2 separate regions of the Homo sapiens genome follow, and region 2 is linked to region 1. Evidence: read pairs that join two places in POLR2A ChIA-PET (ENCODE). Cell type or tissue: OCI-LY7. All regions are shown on one strand. Links, peaks and the distances in the headings refer to the core of each region. The heading gives the core; the rest is flanking DNA. Region 1 holds the start of LOC105373911 (a long non-coding RNA gene). Region 2 has its middle 46 kb from the start of CCDC195.

What was found. ChIA-PET counts read pairs that join two places held together with the same protein. Peaks named below come from ENCODE experiments on the same cell type or tissue, not always from the same donor. Only the 100,000 strongest peaks of a DNase experiment are listed, where the experiment ranks them.
Region 2: POLR2A ChIA-PET joins it to region 1 with 12 read pairs; 3 of 35 experiments call an interaction of 5 or more read pairs at or near these places.

What each region holds. Positions count from the first base shown.
Region 1 is chr2:224,737,919-224,746,264 of GRCh38, reverse strand. LOC105373911 (a long non-coding RNA gene) reads left to right here and starts at 3,823. Exons shown (of 3, transcript XR_923957.2): 1 at 3,823-4,050; 2 at 4,858-4,970; 3 at 7,222-7,573. In OCI-LY7, for the core only: no CTCF peak of the experiment used is centred there; DNase peaks (open chromatin) are centred at 2,964 and 3,644; H3K4me3 peaks cover 2,461 bases; H3K27ac peaks cover 3,400 bases.
Region 2 is chr2:224,666,340-224,674,685 of GRCh38, reverse strand. No RefSeq gene overlaps it. Among named protein-coding and RNA genes, the nearest start is that of CCDC195, 46 kb to the left of the region's middle. In OCI-LY7, for the core only: no CTCF peak of the experiment used is centred there; a DNase peak (open chromatin) is centred at 7,525; H3K4me3 peaks cover 1,987 bases; H3K27ac peaks cover 3,334 bases.

The DNA of each region.
Region 1 (8,346 bases), core at 335-8,334:
ATCTCAGTGCCTAAGGATTCAGGCCTGGAGCTGTAGGATGGCTCAGTGGCACCAGAATTACCTGAACTAGGGAACAGAGTCTAAGAGTGGACATTTCCGACAAGTCCATAGGTGATGCTGATGCTCCTGTTCTAGGGACCACCCATTTGAGAACCTCTGTTGTAGGCTATGGGTGTGGCAGGAATAATTCCCTATTGGAAAATCAGCATCTGTTAATAAAAGAAGAAAGAAACAAAAGAAGAAGGATGCTGGCCAGGGAGCAAATGTCAATCACGACTCCATTCTCATTAAAATAAAAACATTCTGACAACCACAAATATTCTCCAACAATTCTGTAGGGACAGGGGAATCTGGAGTGAAAAGAGAAATCTCATCTGTCATTCAGTTTGTGAAATTAATTGAGACATAAACTGATTTTTTTTGTCTCTTCAATTTTGCCAAAATTCAAAACAGAGCTCAGGAATCAAATAAAAGACAGCAGTTTTTGCTAGAGAGAGCCATGTATCATTTTCCAATGTGATATGAATTGTCACATAAATCTTTCTTAGTACAATTCACTGAAGATAAATATAGTGCTTAAGGAGATAATGTCTATATATCAAACAATTGAGTCATTTTGATCCATACTAGTGAAATCAAGACAGCAGCCTATAGTTTTGAATGATCCAAGATAAAAAATAGAATCACAGCCCCTGACTATTGCTGTTATTTTTAATCTGTTCTTAGAATCCAGAAATCAAAGAATTTTAGAACTCAAAGGACCTTAGAAATCATCTAGCCCAGGTATTGCAAACCACCAGACAATGGACCACATTTCACCCTCAAAAGGTTGTTTTATTTGCCCTGTACAGGAGTGTTTTTATGTTAATTAATATTTTTGCCATATTTTAAATTTTTCAACTTTTTTAATGAGTTTGAAGATCTGGTGCAACACATTATAGGCAAAAGTCTATATTCCACATGAAAAAATGCTCATCATCACCGGCCATCAGAGAAATGCAAATCAAAACCACAATGAGATACCATCTCACACCAGTTAGAATGGCGATCATTAAAAAGTCAGGAAACAACAGGTGCTGGAGAGGATGTGGAGAAATAGGAACACTTTTACACTGTTGGTGGGAGTGTAAACTAGTTCAACCATTGTGGAAGTCAGTGTGGCGATTCCTCAGGGATCTCGAACTAGAAATACCATTTGACCCAGCCATCCCATTACTGGGTATATACCCAAAGGATTATAAATCATGCTGCTATAAAGACACATGCACATGTATGTTTACTGCGGCACTATTCACAATAGCAAAGACTTGGAACCAACCCAAATGTCCAACAACGATAGACTGGATTAAGAAAATGTGGCACATATACACCATGGAATACTATGCATCCATAAAAAAATGATGAGTTCATGTCCTTTGTAGGGACATGGATGAAACTGGAAACCATCATTCTCAGCAAACTATTGCAAGGACAAAAAACCAAACACCGCATGTTCTCACTCACAGGTGGGGATTGAACAATGAGAACACATGGACACAGGAAGGGGAACATCACACACCGGGGACTGTTGTGGGGTGGGGGGAAGAGGGAGGGATAACATTAGGAGATATACCTAAGGCTAAATGACGAGTTAATGGGTGCAGCACACCAACATGGCACATGTATACATATGTAACAAACCTGCACATTGTGCACATGTACCCTAAAACTTAAAGTATAATAATAAAATTTTTTTTAAAAAAAGTCTATATTCCCTCACAGCATGTTAAGTGGGAGGTGAATGCTACCACCCTCCTCCATTTTTTTTTTTTTTTAGACGGATTCTAGCTCTGTCACCAGGCTGGTGCGATCTGGGCTCACTGCAACCTCTGCTTCATGGGTTCAAGCGATTCTCCTGCCTCAGCCTTCCGAGTAGCTGGGACTACAGGTGCACGCCACCAAGCCCAGCTAATTTTTATATTTTTAGTAGAGACAGGGTTTCACCATGTTGGCCAGAATGGTCTCAATCTCTTGAGCTTGTGATCTGCCCTTCTCGGCCTCCCAAAGTGCTGGGATTACAGGCATGAACCATTTGAAGGAGCTCTTACTCCTACTCTTCAGTTTGATGAGGACACTGCAGCACTGTGATTTTACAACCAGATCTCTTCACTTGTCTCCAGGGCCTGCTGTGGTTCCGTAGGCATTTAGGTTGGCTGCCTCTCATCTAGACCAACTCCCCTGTTTGACCACTGAGAATACTGAGGTCCATGGTGATGACCAACTTTAATTTACATCATCTCTCAGGGGCAGACCGAGTTTGCATTGCCAGTTTTTCCCATTTTTAGAATATAGTTTCTGTAACAGACAAATTTTTTACCATAAATAAGAGAATTGCAAAGTTTACCTTTTAAATTCTACTCATTTGGAGCTGGGCACAGTGGCTCACACTTGTAATCCCAGCACTTTGGAGGCCGAGGTGGGGGGATCACCTGAGGCCAGGAGTTCGAGACCAGCCTGGCCAACATGGTGAAACCCCATCTCTACTAAAAATACAAAAATTAGCCAGGCATGGTGGCGCACACCTGTAGTCCCAGCTACATGGGAGGCTGAGACAGAACTGCTTGAACCTGGGAGGCAGAGGTTGAGATGAGCTGAGATCACACCACTGCACTCCAGCCTAGGTGACAGAGCAAGACTCTGCTCAAAAAAAAACAAAAAAAAAGTCTGCTCATTCAGCCACGCTCAGTGGCTCACACCTATAATCCTAGCACTTTGGGAGGCCAAGACAGAAGGATTGCTTGAAACCAGGAGTTTGAGACTAGCCTGGGCAACATAGCGAGATCTTGTCTCTACTAAAAATTTTAAAAATTAGCCAAGTATGGTGGCGCGTGTGTGTAGTCCTAGCTACTTGGGAGGCTGAGGTGGAAGAATTGCTTGAGCCGGGGAGCTCAAGGTTGCAGTGAGCTATGATTGTACCACTGCACTCCAGACCGGGTAACGGAGCATGACCATGTCTCAAAAGTAAGTAAGTAAATAAATAAAGAAATCCTGCTCAGTCATACTGAGGTAGGTGATAAAATCAGTATATAGCTTATTTCAGAAATCCAAAGAAGAACAAATCCATGAACAATGTAAGAATGATAGACCACAAGTTTAATGTGAAATGAATCTTATTTGGATTAGGTACCTTAGATAGTTTTAATTCCTTTGGCTAGAAAGTGATGGGTTTTTTCTGTTTAAAAGTGATTTATTCTACCTTATACCCATTAGAATGGTTACTATCAAAAAACACAGAAAATGACAAGTGTTTGAGAGGATGTAGAAAAATTGTGATCTTTGTGCTCTATTAGTGAAAATATAAAATGGTGCAGCCACTGTTACCAAGACACCAGGGTTTAGGTCCTGCTGCTCACTGCACAGAAAGCCAATAACTGAGACAATGAGTGTTTCCAAGAAAAAAGGCATTAATCAGGTGATGCTGCCAAGGAGATCAGCCTCAAATCCATCTCCCTAACCAACTGAAATTAGGGGTTTATACAGCATGGAAGAAATGTAACCACATGTGGGAAAACAGGAATTAGGGAGGGGTAAGCAAGAGAAGTTGGTCAACAGGAAGCAGGTGATGAATTAGGCAATCATGATGGGTGAGGAGTCTGGTGTCTTATTATCCAGATGCAGTGATCTGGTAAATTTCAGTTCCTTGGTACTATCTGGGAGGCCTGATGGTTGGTTTTTTTTTTTTTTTTTTTTTTTTTTTTGAGACAGAGTCTGGCACTGTCACCCAGGCTGGAGTGCAGTGGCGTGATATCTCGGCTCACTGCAAGCTCCGCCTCCGGAGTTCACGCCATTCTCCTGTCTCAGCCTCCTGAGTAGCTGGGATTACAGGCGCCTGCCGCCACGCCCAGCTAATTTTTTGTATTTTTAGTAAACACGGGGTTTTACCATGTTAGCCAGAATGGTCTTGATCTCCTGACCTCATGATCTGCCCATCTTGGCCTCCCAAAGTACTGGGATTACAGTCGTGAGCCACCCCACCCGGCCGATGGTTGGTTTCTTAAGAAAGGTACTCAGGTAAGACAAATGTAACTTTTTCAAGTTTTAAAACTGAGAGAGTCAATTTCTATGTTTATTCAAAAGAAATGAAAAATATTAGTTCTATGGGACAATTGGGTTGGTTTCACCATTATAAAAAACAGTATGGCAGTTGCTCAACAAAAAGTAAAAAGAAAATTACCATACAATCCAGCAATTCTACTTCTGGGTATATATCCAAAAGAATTGAAAGCAGGATCACAGAGACATTATTTGTACAGTCATTTTCATAGCAACACCATTCCCAATAGCCGAGATAGAAACAACCTAAATTTGCCTGTCCATTAACAGATGAACAGAATTCTACAATGTGGTGTGTGTGTGTGTGTGAGTGTGTGTGTATGGAATATTATTCAGCCTTCAAAAGGAAGGAAATTTTGACATATGCCACAACCTAAATAAACCTTGAGTGCATTATGTTAAGTGAAATAAGTCAGACACAAAAAGATAAATACTGTATGGTTCCATTCCTATGAGTTATTTTAAATAGTCAAATTTGTAGAAAAAGAAAGAAGCATGGTAATTGCTGGGGGCTGGGGGAGGGATAAATGAGGAGTTATTGTTTATTGAACATAGAGTTTCACTTTTGCAAGATGAAATAGTTCTGGAGATCATTTGCACAACAATGTAAATATGTTTAACACTACTGAATTGCATGCTTTAAAATGGTTAAGATGGTAAATTTAATGTTATATCCTTTTTATCATAATAAAAAATAATTTTTAAAAAGAATTTCTTAGTTAAGTCTACTAGAATTTTTTTAAATCTGGTGTAATTATTTCACAGGTCAGAATGTGGAATCCAAAGACGAAATAGAAAGCAGATATGTCTCATCCTGCTGAGGCTAACTGAACATTCTGTATACCTCTGGGAGAGATCTTCTATGTACATGAACATAGGTAAGCAAGTTCAAAAACAAAGTCAGACTTTAAAAAGATTTTATTGAAATGACAAATTATGGAATGTTGTCTAGAGCTGGAACTAATAAATTTTTATATTAGATTTCACCTCACTCCAAAAACTACAGTAAAAATGTTTGTATTTAGGCTGGGCGTGGTGGCTTAAGCCTGTAATCCCAGCACTTTGGGAGGCCGAGGCAGGAGAATGGCATGAACCCGGGAGGCGGAGCTGCAGTGAGCTGTGATCACACCACTGCACTCCAATCTGGGTGACAGAGCGAGCCTCCATCTCAGGGAAAAAAAAAAAAAAAAAAAAAAAAGTTTGTATTTAATATGTTTCAAACTTACTCTAAAAACATAATGTGTAAAAAATTGAGAAATTCCATTGCTATAATTAAGAAAATTCAGATATGTGGAGAATAGAAAATATACTTTATAATATTTAACCCATCCTTATATTTGGGATAAATAATCTAGTTTTTAGATTTTAATAATTTTCTCAATATAGATTAATCACCTCTATTCACTAATCCTAGAGATCGTTGTTCCTGAAATTAACAGCAAGGACAATATTGGTAGCTCACAATGTAATAGTTGCGTATCCACTGGGTCATCAATCACTGACAAAACGTGAGATCAGTGTCAATGTCCCAGAAGGCAGTTCTAATGCAAACTACCCTCTGAAGATTTTATCATTGTTGACCTATATTTATCTATTGAATAAGGGATCTGTAAGCCACCAGCATGCATATCATTTTGTCTGAACAGCTTTCCACACTGTCTCCTCATCTCTAAAGACTGTCAAGGAAAGCACCACACTCCCAGGTGCCCCAAAAGCAACTCAATGGGCTGGCTTTGGTTCACTGGAGACGTTTCATTCAGCTCCTCTCTGTCAATGTTTCTTACAGACAGTCTATAACCATTGTGCTCCTGGTTCTATATAGAAGAGTGTCTATAAGAGACATTGACAGAGAGGAGCTGAATGAATGATTCTATTCAGCTGTAAACAGTGATGTCCAGGCCTATGGAATGGAAACTGGAATCTGCCCAGGAAACAGATTAGTCTAGTACTCTAAGGCTAGGCCATCCTTGAAATGCCAATTAAAAATTTGGGAGAAAAATGATGAAGAAGTCACAGTTATTACCTGTGTCTTGAAGCTTAGTTGCACCAACAAACATTATCACTAGGCAACAATACTCTCATGAATTCTCTGAGTGATGAGGAAGGGGCATAAGGAGAGAGGAAATAAAGCAATGAGACTAGTCTTTGCTCTTAAGAAGTTTGTATCTTAGTCAAGGAGATAAATGCTATTTACGTGATTCCAGAAAATGCATGACAGTCTATAATCAACTATTAAAATTTGTGATTACTTATACTTTTATTAAAAGAATTCAGAGGATGGCTGTGCATGATGGCTTCTGCCTGTAAATTTCAGCTCTTTGGGAGGCTAAGGTGTGGGAATCACTTGAGACTAGGAGTTTGAGACCAACCTGGACAACATAGTGAGACCTTGTCTCTAATAAATAAATAAATAAATAAAATTTTAATTAGCCAGGTGTGGTGGTGATGCATCCCTATCGTCCTAGCTACTTGGTAAACTGAAGCAAGAGGGTCACTTAAACCCAGGAGGTTGAGGCTACAGTGAGTTATGATGGGGCCACTGCACTACAGCCTGGACAACAGTGCAAGACCCTGTCTCTAGAAAAAGAAAAAGAATTCGGAGGAGGAAAAGACCAAGGTGATGTAGGTGTCAAGAAGGGTTTCATGAACTTGATATGGTTCCCATTTGATAGAAAGGTAGAACTTGATATACAAAAATAATTTGAGAATGAACCACCCATATGCTCCTGCCTAGGTTCTACAATAAACAGTTTCCATATTTGCTTTATCACACATTATGCTAAGTGACACAAAAGACCACGTGCTTTATGATTCTACTTATATGAGATATCAAAACAGGAAAATCCATAGAGATAAAAGTAGATTAATGGTTGCAGGTGTTGGGTGGGGGCAGGCATGAGGAGTGACTGTGGAAGGGTAAGGAGTTTCTTTTGGGGGCGATGAAAATATTTTGGAATTAGATTGCAGTGATGGTAGCATGACCTTGTAAATGACAAGATCTTGAACAAATCTGAGATCGGACGCAAAAGGTCAGTGGCCAATCTTTGTCCAGGGGAGAACACTACCCTTAATGTCTTAACCCTTGTATGGAAAACCTGTTGTAACAGTTAACCTTTTTTTTTTTTTCAGACAGAGTCTCACTCTGTTGCCCAGGTTGGAGTGCGATGACACGATCTTGGCTCACTGAATCCTCCACCTCCTGGATTCAAGCAATTCTCCTGCCTTAGCCTCCTGAGTAGCTGGGACTACAGGCGTGTTCCGCCACACCCAGCTAATTGTTGTATTTTTAGTAGAGACGAGGCTTCACCATATTGACCAGGCTGGTCTCAAACTCCTGACCTCAGGTGATCCACCTGTCTCAGCCTCCCAAAGTGCTGGGATTATAGGTGTAAGCCACCACGCCCAGCCTGTAACAGTTAACTTTATATGCCAACTTGACTACACCATAGGGTTCCCAAATTAAACATTATTTTTGAATGTGTCACTGAGGTTTTTTCCAGATGAGATTGGCATTTGAATTGGTGGGCTGAGTAAAGCAGATGGCCTTCTCAAATGTGTGTGGGCATCATCCAATCGAGGGACTGAATAGAAAAAAATGGCAAAGGAAGGGGGAATTTGTCCTTTGCTTTCTTCCTGTCTGCATGAACTGGGACATCAGTCTTTGCCTGTTCTTGGACTTGAGACAAAGCAGAGACCCTCTGAGAGGCCTGTGGGCACCCCATACGATGAAAATAAAAGAAAATATTTGGTTCCTTCAGGGGAAATTCCAGGCACCTAGCTAGCCCTGAGAAGTAAATGAGCAACTCAAAAAGTAAGAAGGAATGGTAGCTTAAAACAATAGCCAAGGAAGTTAGAGTTAAAGGATGTTTGGTGTTCCCTATAGAAACTAAAGACAACATCTTAACCTATGTGCCTGAGCTGTTTTCAGAAACCTGGATCCCCATCAAATAAACATGCTGGCATGTAGACCTCAGATAAGGGAAAACTGAGGAATGAACTCTGCAGTTCTTTATTGTAAAGTTCTTCCTGAGGGGTCTGGAGGAAATCATGCCCATGAGCCAGAGCTAACATTCTTTTCTGCTAACCCCACATTTTTAAACAGAGATTCTCTTCCTTCACTAATTGCAAATCAGAAAGTCTTTGAATATACCTATGACCTATAATCCCCTGCCTTAAGATATCCAACCTTTTGGGGCCAAATCGATGTGTAATCTCCATGTATTGATTTACAATTTTTACTATAACTTCAACTTT
Region 2 (8,346 bases), core at 218-8,217, 71 kb after region 1:
TATTCTATTGATGAGTCAGACAATGGATATCAGACAAAATAAAGAAGTAAAGTATAGAGCACATTAAAAAGCGATAGGTGGGCTGGGCATGGTGGCTCATGCCTGTAATCCCAGCATTTTGGGAGGGCAAGGCAGGACAATCGCTTGAGGCCAAGAGTTTGAGACCAGGCTGGGCAACATGGTGAGACCCCGTCTCTACAAAAAAATTTAAAAATTCAATAAAAATTGTTAAGTGATAAGAGCTGTGGAAAAAGAAGGAACAGAGTAGGTGTAGTTCATTGCTACATTGGTAGCCCCCAAGGATCCTTACCTAATGGTGTTCATGCCTTTCTGTAGTTTGTCCCTTCCATGTCACCTCAAGCCTTGGTGATATGACTTGCTTTATCCAATGGGAAATTATCAAGCATGATGCAAACAGAGTTTGATAAGTGCTTGGACACTGGGACTTGACCGCTTGGAAAGCTCCTCCTTGGAAGCTATCTACCATGCTACAAAGAAGGCTGGGCTAGACTTGAATCATGAGATACCACGTGGAAAGGGGCCCTGGAGGAGGAGAGCAGCACATCTTGGACACTGCAGGCCCAGCTGAGATCTCGGATTAATACAGTTACAATCAGACCACAAAGCTGGGCCAGCCCTTTTCCCTGTTCTTTCATCTTTTTGGAATATTATTTAGTCTTTAAAAGGAAGGAAGCATGTTGTTACATGCTACAACACAAATGAACCTTGAACACACTATGCTAAGTGAAATAAGCTACTCACAAAAGAACACATACTCTATGATTCCAGCTCTATGAGGTATCTAAAGTAGTCAAATTCACAGACATAGAAAGGAGAGTGTTGGTTACCAGGGGCTAGGAGGAGAAGGCAAAGGGGAGTTATTGTTTAACAAGTAGAGAGTTTTAATTCTCCAGGAAGAAAATGTTCTGGAGATCTGTTTCACAATAATGTAAATATACTTACGACTACTGAAATATGCACTTAAAAACGGTTAAGACAGTACATTTTACGATATGTGTTTTTTCCTACATTTTTTATTTTTTATTTTTTATTATTATTATTATTATTTTGAGACAGAGTCTCACTCTGTTGCCCAGGCTGGAGTGCAGTGGCACGATCTCGGCTCACTGCAACCTCCACCTCCTGGGTTCAAGTGATTCTCCTGCCTCAGCCTCCCTAGTAGCTGTGATTACAGGTGCCCGCCACCACACTCAGCTAATTTTTTGTATTTTTAGTAAAGACAGGGTTTCGCCATGTTGGCCAGGCTGGTCTCGAACTCCTGACCTCAGGTGATCCACCCGTCTCTGCCTCCCAAAGTGCTGGGATTACAGGTGTGAGCCACTGCTCCCAGCCTACTACATTTAAAAAAAAAAAAAAAAAGTGTGGCAGTTACCTATTGCTGCATAACAAACCATCCCAAAGCATGTGGCTTAAAATAGCAGTCATGTATTATTTCTCACAGTGCTGAGACAGCTGTATGGTTCTCCTGAGGTTTTGCCTGGTCCCGTTCATGCTGTATGCTCGGCTGAAAAGCTGGCTGGGCTAGAAGATCCTAGATGACCTCACACACATCTCTGGTGGCGAGCATGGCTGCTTGCTAGGCCACCACTTTACTTTTTTCTATGGCCTCTCCCTCTCCAAAAGAGTAGAACTACTTTCCTACAGAGCAGTCTTAGAACAGTGTTCCAAGAACGTAAGGATTCAGGGTCAAGGCCTCTGGAGGTTTAGGCATCAGAACTCACACAACATCACTTCCATTATATTTTATTGGCATAAAGCAAGTCTCAAGGCCCAACTAGAATCAAGGGAGGATGACATGGGCTCCACCCCTTGATAGGAGAAACTATAACATCTTGAGGCAGGGTTTTATAATTTACCAAAGCCCTCTGCTTTGTTACAATCAAAAATTATTTTCAAACACTATCAGTTTGCTGAAGGGAAATTAACTGTACACTACCTGGTACAATTGTCAACAATTCCAAGTTTGAGTAAAAGTAGCCTACAAATTTTGGATAATAGTGAAAAATTACGAGATCATGCTAGGTTTGGGGATGAAACTTACTATGAACATCACAGGAACTTGCAATGATTTCTAGGAAACTTAGTATAAATCTGAGAAAACTGCCTCATTTTAATAATGGGGATACTCATACCTTGATTATCGAAAAATCCTTGAAGAGTTTTCTGATAAAATTCACCATTACCATTAAAGCTATTTATAATTATCTATCTTTGCAAAAATGATTTTTTCTAAGAACGTCATTGGCAGGGCTGGGCGCATGGGCTCATGCCTGTAATCCCAGCACTTTGGGAGGCCGAGGCGGGTGGATCACCTGAGGTCAGGAGTTGGAGACCAGCCTGACCAACATGGTGAAACCCTGTCTCTACTAAAAATACAAAAATTAGCAGGGCATGGTGACGCATGCCTGTAATCCCAGCTACTTGGGAGACTGAGGCAGGAGAATCGCTTGAACCTGAGAAGCAGAGGTTGCAGTGAGCCGAGATCGTGCCACTGCACTCCAGTCTAGGCAACAGAGTGAGACTCTGTCTCAAAAAAAAAAAAAAAAAAAAAAAGAACGTCATTGGTGATGTGTGATGAATCTCTCCTATTCTAATAAGTGAACTCTTCATTACTTACAAAAAATACACAAAGACTCTAGATAATAATACCATGTTTATTTTTATGAGTAAGCCTAAATCCTTTCCTTTAGAAAATGAATACAAACAGCTGCCTGCCATGAAGTTCCTTTCAAAAGCATAATGCTATTTGGTTGGGCTTTGCCAGGTTATATTTATTTTGCCTTTGAAAAGGAAGAGCTCTCCATATGTTCATAAAGCTCATACTCCTGGCTGTTTTTAAGCTATCCTGTTGGAATAATCCTGTGGGATGTCCCTGATCCCAAATCAGTACAAACATTGTATCATCTCTGATTATGGGTTTCTCAAATATATAGTAGAAATAAGAATATATTAAAAACAATTACCAATAATTTATTTGAATTCAAACCTCTTGAAAAACTGACTACACCATGAATTCAATTTTATCAATTATTGGATTTACTCTAAATGTATGAAGAAAGGAAGAGATTGGGAAAAGTATCTCTAATCTTGCACATTTATCTAATGGGGAGGGGTGTCTGATCTGAATCAGTACTCCTCAAATTTTAGTACATGTAAGAATTACCTGGGAAACTTTTTAAAAATACAGATTCTGGGCCCCACCACCAGAGATTGTAATTCAGTAGGTCTTGGATGGAGCCTGAAAATTTTATGTCTAACAATCTGTAAGGTGATGCTGATGCTGCTCATCCCTGGACCACATAATAAGACTGTCTTAATCTACATTAGATACAAAAAGAGTTTGCATAAGAGAGTACACCTTTTCTCTTTTACCCTTGTTAAAAGATAATATGCAGGCATTACACAACATATCCTTCAAAAGCAATAACCTGTGAGTCCCCCTTTTATTTGCTCTATGAAGTAGCTTAAATGGTTATTGCTGAAACTAGATTCTATTGAGATTTGGACTTTTTATTTGTTTGTTCCAAGTAAATCTTTCACACAACTCTAGCAATGGTCTTTGGTGTTTGGTGAAGAATAATGCTACCTATCGTATCATCATTGTGGTAGACCGTTTAAAAGCCAGAAATTCCACCCATCTGACGTTGCATCCTTTGCAGTGTGACTTTGCTGATTCTCCCATCCAGAATTAGAGTCTATTCGTCAACCTTCCTGAATCTGAGCTGGGTTTGTAACTTGCTTTAATCAATAGAATGTGCTGGAAGTGATGTGATGCAAGTCTCAGCCCCTCAGTCTCAAGAGACTTTGCAGCTTCCACATTTGTCTTTTGGAAAACTGTCCTGGAATAGCCAAGTGAGAGAGGTGGTCTAGCCTAGTGAAGGATGCCAGACCATGAAGGAGAACTGAGGCACCTCAGCCAGCACCAACTGCCCAGATGTGTGAGGGAGGCCATCCTGGAGTTCAAGCCCCGGGGACCTCCAGCTGAAGGCCATTGCATGAATGCACCTAAGCAAACCCAGTGAAGAACCTGCCAAGTCAATCCTTAGAAACATGAGAAATAATAAGTCATTGTTTTTAAGCCACTACATTTTGGGTGCTTTGTTCAGTAGCAATAATTAAGTTATACAGCCATGCTGTATGTTTCAATTAATCTTGATAAGGAAGGACTCTGAGTTCTATAACAGAACAGAAGTAATAATGTGATAGTACCTCACAGTCAGCAGCGCCTGCAATAATACAGCAGAGCTCACATCATTGAGTAATGGTGCAATACATTGGCCCATCCTTACTCTTCCCTACTAAGAGGAAGTGGGTTAATTCCTAATTTTTAAAAACTTGTAAAAAGTTGTATAAAAATTGTATACATATATAATTTATATCACCTTTATATATATTTATATATAAATATAACCATTATATATATTTTGATATATTTATATGTAAATATATATTTTGATATATTTATGTGTAAACATATATTTTGATGTATTTATAGGTAAACATACATTTTGATATATTTATATGTAAACATATATTTTGATATATTTATATGTAAACATATAATATATTTTGATATATTTATATGTAAATATATATTTTATATTATATATTTACATATATTTTATATATTTACATATAAATATATAATATATTTTAACATATTTATATATAAATCTTTATATATGTTATATATTTATATATTTAAATAATATATTTTTATATATTTATATATTTAAATAATATATTTTTATATATTTATATATAATATATTTTTATATATTATATATTTTATATAAATATATAATGGTGATATAAATTATATATAAATTATATTTATATATATAGTGGTGATATAAATTATATATATGTATACACCATTAATTATTCTCCATCTGAAGGAGTCAACAACAATGACATAATCAAGAAAATGAGCCCTCTGCATTATCAGGTTCTCCTTACACTTGGAAAATATGAGCAAAGCTTGCATAGAAGTACAATGCATGATCATGTAAGAGAAGAAGATGATTCAACAGAGAGGAGGATGCTAGGAATTGCCCCACCACACAGGCAGAGCATTAGTTGTGGTAGAAACAAAGCAAAGCTTTCCAGAATAAAACCACTGATAACTCAGCGTTTATTTTTCAAGAGAAATGGGTAGGAATTACATTGAAGTAATATCTTCCTCCATAGTCTGTTAATTAGATGATCTGAATAAAGATACTTCATAATATTCCCTTGCATTTCTAAAATGTTTATAAGTTTTAACTTTCATTTTCAAAAGATTTAATTTGATTATGGGAGATAAGATACGGTATATTTTATTATCATCACTGGGGGAAAAAAATAGCAAAATTTGAAGTCCAGACAAAAATTTGCCCAAATTCTAACTGATGAACACATAAATATTTCTCATTTAGTGCTAGAATCACCTCAATTTCAGCAGACCATAGTGAGGGGGTTGAGGGACTCTAATTCAGAAGCAAAATGAGTGTTAACAGTTTTCATTTAGAGTTGTTTCTTTTTTAGAATTCAGTCTCTTGCCACCTTTCCCCAGTTTCATATTCAGCGGGTCTGAGTTGAATCCCTGAACCTGCTTTTTTTTTCTTTTTTTTTTTTTTTCCCTGAGATGAAGTCTCGCTCTGTTGCCCATACTGGAATGCAGTGGTGTGATCCCGGCCCACTGCAACCTCTGCCTCGTGGGTTCAAGCAATTCTTCTGCTTCAGTTTCCCTTGCAGCTGGGATTACAGGCATGTGCCACCACGCCGGGCTAATTTTTGTATTCTTAGTAGAGACAGGGTTTCACCATGTTGACCAGGCTGGTCTCGAACTACTGACTTCAGGTGATCCACCCATCTCGGCCTCCCAAAGCGCTGGGATTACATGCAAGAGCCACCGCACCCGGCCTGAATCTGCATTTTTAATAAGCATCCCGGGTGATTTTTATGCAAGAGGTCCTTGGATCAGTTTTGGAAAACGATGCAGGGGTTTAAAACACAATGTTTGGAGTAACCTGAGTCCAGCCCCAGCTCTGTCCTGGCTGCTTGACGTCAGACAAGTTTATCTTTATGAGCCTCAGAATCTTCACTTATAAAATGAGGACCATAATTACTTTGTTCAGGCTGACATAACAAAGTACCACAAACTAAATTTATTATCTCACAATTCTAGAACTACAAGTCTGAGATCAAGAGGTTGCCAGGGTTGGTTCTTGCTGGGGGCTGTGAGGGAGAATCTGTTCCATGCCTCTCTCCGAGCTTTGGGTGGTTTGCTAGCAGTCTTTGACACTCCTTGGTTTGTAGATTTCTGCCTTCATCTTCACATGGTGTTCTCCCCATGAGACTGTCCGTGTCCAAATTCCCCCTTTTGTAAGGACAACAATCATGTTGGATTAGAGGCCTACCCTACTTTAGTATGACCTCATCTTAACTGATTACTATTATGTCTTAACAATGACATCTTAACTAGTTTTATTCCATTGTCTCCTGAAACACTGGGAGTGTGAGCCTCCTTTCTACCTTTACTATAGGTTATGACATATAATTATCATTTAAACAAGAGAAATGGCCCTTTCAAAATGGTTCTTGTATACTAGAAAGATAAATGATCTGTGTTTTCTTTATTTTACAAAATATAAGAAATATAGCAATTAGGAAAACCTTACCAATGCACTCAGGGTCTGAAAGCTGTGGGAAACAAAGCAATCACCTTGGTGCTTTCTCTGCTTTTAGAAAGAAACTTATTTTTTAAAATCCTGCTTTTAATTATATTACTTAGGCCCCAGGGTACTGAGTCTTTTCTAATTGTTTGCCTTTTGTATAAGGGTTTTTCCATTGTTTCAAGGTTTTATTTACTTACGTATAATTCAACTAATAGAATTGTTGACTCTCTTAGAAGTTAAGGTAGTTTGCCGGGTGCAGTGGCTCATGCCTATAATCCCAGCACTTTGGGAGGCGAAGGTGGGTGAATTACCTGAGGTCAAGAGTTCCAGACCAGCCTGGCGAGACCCCATCTCTACTAAAAATACAAAAATTAGCCACGCATGGTGGCTTATGCCTGTAATCCCAACTACTCAGAAGGCTGAGGCACAAGAATTGCTTGAACCCGGGAGGCGGAGGCTGCAGTGAGCCAATATTGTGCCACTGCACTACAGCCTGGGTGACAGAGTGAGTCCATCTAAAAAAAAAAAAAGAAATTAAGGTAGTTTAAAGGGTTTATTGTTTAACTTAATGATTAAATTCCCCATGTTGTCCCAAAATATGGCACTTCTTACAAAGAAAAGAGACACCATTAAAAAGTAAGTAGAATTGCGTAAGAGCAATTTTCAGAGTAACTATCTATTCTCATTATCCCCCAGCAAATTAGCCACTTCACAGATTATTTGCTGAAAACGTAAACTCTTATCAAAGACAGGATGTGAAAGCTAAGGTATTTGCATTACCATTAACCCTCTAGTGACTCTGCAACTCTGAAAGCTCTCAAAATATGTCATTTCTTGGCTGGCTGATCACCCAAATATGACAAAGACAGGTGTTATGGTTAATTTTATGTATCAACTTGACTGGCCATGGGGTGCCCAGATTAGACATTGTTTTTGAGTGTATCTGGGAGGGTATTTCCAGATGCAATTAGCATTTGAATCAGTGGACTCATTGAAGTAGACTGCTCTTCCCATGTATATGGGCATCATCTGATCAATTGAGAGCCTAAATAAAAGAAAAAGTGGAGAAAGGAGAAATTTGCCCTGCTCTGCTGAGCTCGGACACCTCATTTCAGCTTCTTGGCCCTCAGAACGTGATTTACATAATTATTTCTCCTGTTTTCCGTCCTTCTGACTGAATTGTACCACTGGCTTTCCTGGGTCTCCAATTTACAGATGGCAGATTGTGGGACTTCTCAGGCTCCATAATTGCATGAACCAATTTCTCATGAACCAATGCCTAGGTGACAGAGCGAGACTCTGTCTCACAAAAAAAATAAATAAATAAAAATGTATATATATATATCCATATGTATATTACTGGTGCTCTTTCTCCGGAGAACTCTGACTAATGCAGTTAAGGAACTATATATGCATCTAACTATGCATGCATATGTAATGCATGCAAGTTTTCTATAAAGTTGTAGAAATTTCTAGTTAGGGTCATCAGCATATGATCAGAGTCTGACCTTTTGTAAAACTCGAAGAAATATTCTCCAAACTCCTTCAAAATTACATTGCGGTCAATATATGGTAAGATAAAGAAAACTGGGTATGCTTTACACTTCAGCAATGTCTTCCTTTTTTTCTTTTTTTTTTTTTGAGACGAAGTCTCAATCTGTCACCT